2 separate regions of the Homo sapiens genome follow, and region 2 is linked to region 1. The links are chromatin loops, found by intact Hi-C in ENCODE. Cell type or tissue: OCI-LY7. All regions are shown on one strand.

Region 1 (2,500 bases):
AAACCCCATCTCTACAAAAAATACAAAAATTAGCCAAGTGAGGTGACATGTGCCTATAGTCCCAGCTACTCAGGAAGCTGAGGCAGGAGAATTGCTCAAGCCCAGGAGGCAGAGGTTGCAGTAAGCTGAGATCCTGCCACTGTACTCCAGCCTGGGCAACAGAGAGGGATCCTGTCTCAAAAAAAAAAAAAAAAAAAAAAAAGGAAAGAAAAAAAGGATTATCAGCATAAAACTCGGATAAACATTCTATCTTAAGAACTGAAAGGAGAGGCCAGGTGCAGTGGCTCACACCTGTAATCCTAGCACTGTTAAAGGCTGAGGCAGGCGGATCACTTGAGGCCAGGAGTTCAAGACCAACCTGGCCAACACAGCCAAATTCATCTCTACTGAAAATACAAAAAATTAGCCGGCATGGTGGCTCATGTCTGTAATCCCAGCTACTTGGGTGGCTAAGGCAGAAGAATCACTTGAACCTGGGAGGTGGAGGTTGCAGTGAGCAGAGATCACACCACTGCACTACAGCCTGGGCAACAGAGTGAGACTCTGCCTCTTAAAAAAAAAAACAGAACTGAAAGAAGAAATCTACTAGTATATTCTAGTATTTCAGGGGTATGGTTTTTTCCTGGACCATTTTAACTTTCTAGGCCTGTGATCTCTCAGTGTGAAAATGAGAAATCTCTAACACTTTTTGGGAAACTCCATGGTTTAGAAAAATCACTTCATCAAATTTTCAAACTTGTTAAAAGTCAAGAAATTGCTTGAATTATGAAATAAGTCTAAGGAAAAAAACAATTCCCTGAAAAGTTTATAACTGCTCTCCATCACTATGATAAAACACCTAAAATAATTCTAGAAAAGCCATAATTTTAAAAAGGTTTCTCTAATTCTTATGAAAAGCCTACTAAGGCCAGGTGCAGTGGCTCATACCTGTAATCCCGGCACTTTGGGAGGCCAAGACGGGTGGATCACTTGAGGCCAGGAGTTCCAGACCAGCCTGGCCAACATGGTGAAACCCCGTCTCTACTAAAAATACACAAAATTAGTTGGGCGTGGTGGCCCATGCCTGTAGTCCTGGCTACTGGGGAGGCTTGAAGCACAAGAATCGCTTGAAGCTGTGAGGTGGAGGCTGCAGTGAGCCGAGATGGTGCCACTGCACTCCAGCCTGGGTGACAGAGTGAGACTGTCTCAAAAAAAAAAAAAAAAAAAAAAGAGAAAGAAACGAAGGAAGAAAGGGGTGGGGGGAGAGGAGGGGAGGGGAGGGGAAGGAAGGAAGGGAGAGAGATGGAGGGAAGGAAGGAAAGAAAGAAGGAAGGGAAGGAGAGAGGGAGGGAAAAGCATACTGACTGGGCGCAGTGGCTCACACCTATAATCCCAACACTTTGGGAGTCCCAGCTACTCGGGAGGCTGAGGCAGAAGAATAGCTTGAACCCAGGAGGCAGAGGTTGCAGTGAGCCGAGATCGCGCCACTGCACTCCAGCCTGGGCAACAGAGTGAGACTCCCATCTCAAAAAAAAAAAAAAAAAAAAAAGTAAATAATCTATCCTAAATGTCCATGAAAGGTAGTATTTATTGATTTCATTTTTAAAAATAAAATTTCACCATTTACCTTCAAAATCCACATCTCCAACCAACTTGGGTTTGGCAGTTACAGGATCGTGAACTCTATTTATTCCCACATCAATGACTGCTGCTCCTTCCTTGATCATATCTGCTGTGATCAGATTTGGAATACCTGGAAATGGAGAAAGGAAAGATCAACTTAGTACTGAAAACAGTCTACCTGTCAGATTCTTGTCTAACTTCAATTTCAAGAGACCCTGAAGAACTAATCAACATGTTTTATTAAAACCTGTTAAAAATATTAACTAAGGAACTATTTACTTTTATTATTTTTTTATTTTGGCTCCTGACAGGAAACAAAAGGAACCATTTAAACTTTATACAGTAAATATTAATATAAATATTTTGAAGCTTTAGGAATAACATTCACCCATCTAGACTATAATGGACTGCCAGAAACCGGTATTCCAATCACAACTCTATCCTCATCTTTGTAGGCAGCTCAAAGAATCATTACAAGGGGAATGATGAATAGCAGCTAGGCAGGCGAATTCTAAGATGAGGGGTACAACCTCCTCTTCTGAGGTGAAGTCCTTCCCTCCATCCCCCTTGTGTTCTTACCTGCAGCAGATATTACAATATCTGCAAGAATTGTATGTTTCTTCAACTGCTCTTTGGGAGTATATCGATGAGATATTGTAACAGTGGCATCACCTAGAAAGAAAAAAATAGATGTCTTGATTTCTGACACAAAGCTGGGATTGGATTAGGTCTCAACTAGTCAAGTCATTGTAGAAACTCAACATCTCTGAAAAATAATTGACTTACGGCCAGGTGCAGTGGCTCACGCCTGTAATCCCAGCACTTTGGGAGGCCGAGGTGGGCAGATCACCAGGTCAGGAGTTCGAGGCCAACCTGGCCAACATGGTGAAACCCCGTC
Region 2 (2,500 bases), 60 kb after region 1:
CCATAAGGGAATTTAGTTTCTACTATTGTAGAGTTCTGAAAAGAGGTAAAATAGTAGTCCTTTGGTCATCCTATTTTTGCTTTCAATTTTGATATTTCAGACTGTAAAAGGCCTTGGGGGATGATAGTACATGTGGTAGCAGTAATTTTTTTGAAGCAACTGCACTGACATTCATTTGAGTTTTCTCTCATTATCAGATTCTGTTCCAAACAAGTATTCTGTAGATCCAAATGGATTACCAGTGTGCTACAGACTTCTTATTATAGAACAGCATTCTATTCTACATCAAAAATAGTTTGTGTAAGTTAGTTTTGGTTACCATCTAAAATATTTTTAAATGTTCTTTACATAAAAATTTATGTTGTGTTTTAAAATCCTTAGGGGCTTTATCTATTTTTCTAAGTCAGTTAACTGTACTTCTAAAAAAAGTATTTTGTATCTACTTTTGTAACTTCGTCAGAATAAAATATATTGAAAGCAAGAAATGACTGATTAAAGTATGTATATCAACACACATTTCTATTTAAATATAGAAACTTGAGAGTTTTGCAGATTCTGTGGATTTTTGAGTACAGCTTAAATTTGGAAAGTTATCTTTGCATATCATTTAGTAGCTAAAATGTTTTCTTAGCCGTTAAAAAAGGAAGTTCCTAAATGAACTAAGTATCATACTACTGGGACCGAACCCCTAAGAAACAAACTATGTCTCTGATAGTGGCTAAAACCCATCCCAAACAAAAATACGTGGTCTCCTTCCTGCCATGCAAATCAGGCTCCAGATCTCTTGTACATTCCTGGTTGTGCGATAGTAGAGTTAAAATTAAAAACTTAATGAATGTGGCTAAACAGTACAAGTTAACACTAATTTTATTTTTTTGAGCTGGGGTCTCTGTTGCCCAGGTTGGAGTGCAGTGGCACAGTCTTGGCTCACTGCAACCTCCGCCTCCCAGGCTCAAGTGATCCTTCTTTCTGAGCCTTCTAGTAGCGGGGACAACAGGCACACACCATCATGTCCGGCTAATTTTTTGTATTTTTTGTAAATATGGAGTTTTGCCATGTTGCCCAGGCTGGTCTCGAACTCCTGAGCTCAAGCAATCTGCCTGCCCCGGCCCCAAAGTGCTGGGATTACAGGTGTGAGCCACCACACCTGGCCTAGTTACTAGCAATCAGTTTTGGATTTCTTTTGACATTTTCAGTAGACTTAAAATCAATCACAAAAATGATAAGTTTGTAAGGGTATCTAATGGCTATTTCAAACTTTGTAAAATAATAGAATAACTCAGATAATCTTTGGGAGAGCCAGACTCTGGGTTTGAACCTGCACAGCCAGAAACAATGTCCAAACTATGCCATGGAGCTTCTCTGACAAATACCCCATTGATGTCCCCACTAGGTATGGACATTACAGCCTGCACTGTCCCCACTTAGGTGTGGACACTAGTCTGCACCTTTATCGCTGGCCACTAGATGCCAGTCTGCCACAACACCTCAAAAGCTAGCTACCTTTTTAGCTTTTTACTGGAGTCCTTTAGTAGGTTATCTCATTTAATCCATAAAGCAACCTGGAGAAAGTGACTGCAATTAAGAGGTATGCCAGAAATATTTCAGTATTCTTTAGACCATGCCACATAAGCTCAGACAAGTTCAAATAGCTAGTATATAGCAAGTCTGTTTCTCTGGATTGCATTTGCAAAAATTCTGCATGCTCAGCAGTGCTAGGAAGCTCTATAAAATGATGGTGCAACGAAAAATCATCCCAATGAGGTTAAAAAAGGAGATGCATCCAAAGAGTTCCTACCTAATGAATTTTCTGAGTTTCAGATGTATATATGTGTATGAAAGCTATGAGTGATCATGGACCAATACAACTGAAGAGAACAAGAGAATCTCGAGGTCACAGCAAAAAAAAGTAAGATGCAGAAAGGATTGACATTTCCTGGGACTAAATGCATTTCACTTTTGTTTTAATCACAAAGTAAAACTTACTTATTTGCTTCTGTCAAAAAAAAAAAAAAATACTAGAACTGTTGGAACTAATTTGGAAGCCCAAGATTCGTCAGATCGTCCTGCAAATCCTTTTCTAGAAAAGTTCAAACTTAGACCTATGGAGCGCAAATTGCTGAGCCTCTATCAGTTCTGTTCAGTAATTACAATGCATGCACTTTTTGTCCCATATTGGGCTGCTGACAGATGACTCAAGCAAGGCTCTGTCCTCAGGGAGCTTATAAACCAGTGAGAACAGACACATACATAAATTGATAGTTGTAAAAGGCCATAAGTGCAACAAAAGTTACAGGTAAGTTGCGGGCCCTAAGCTTACTGTGAGGCAGTCAGAGGTGGCTCTTTGGAGAAGACAAGGCTTGAACCTTAAAAGGTGGGCAACTGCATAACCAAACTTGTAGCATAGCTTATGAAGGGAGGTGCAAGTATAATATTACTGAAGGGTAGATTTCAGTTGGACAGGTAGATAGTGGTTAAATCATACAAAAGAACTTGAGAG

What was found. Hi-C counts contacts between places; a loop is a spot of excess contacts. Peaks named below come from ENCODE experiments on the same cell type or tissue, not always from the same donor. Only the 100,000 strongest peaks of a DNase experiment are listed, where the experiment ranks them.
Region 2: a loop joins it to region 1, with 2.9 times the contacts of the local background. A loop is called at or near these places in 7 of 110 quality-filtered maps.

The regions. Positions count from the first base shown.
Region 1 is chr2:74,210,973-74,213,472 of GRCh38, reverse strand. MTHFD2 (methylenetetrahydrofolate dehydrogenase (NADP+ dependent) 2, methenyltetrahydrofolate cyclohydrolase) reads right to left here. Exons shown (of 8, transcript NM_006636.4): 6 at 2,182-2,274; 7 at 1,607-1,732. Among named protein-coding and RNA genes, the nearest start is that of MTHFD2, 14 kb to the right of the region's middle. In OCI-LY7, no CTCF peak of the experiment used is centred here; no DNase peak of the experiment used is centred here.
Region 2 is chr2:74,150,579-74,153,078 of GRCh38, reverse strand. It overlaps MOB1A (MOB kinase activator 1A), which reads left to right. Exons shown (of 6, transcript NM_018221.5): 6 at 1-551. BOLA3-DT (BOLA3 divergent transcript) reads right to left here. Exons shown (of 3, transcript NR_045636.1): 3 at 690-2,500. Among named protein-coding and RNA genes, the nearest start is that of BOLA3-DT, 3.8 kb to the right of the region's middle. In OCI-LY7, CTCF peaks have their summits at 1,252 and 1,461 (motif pointing right); a DNase peak (open chromatin) is centred at 1,448; H3K27ac peaks cover 478 bases.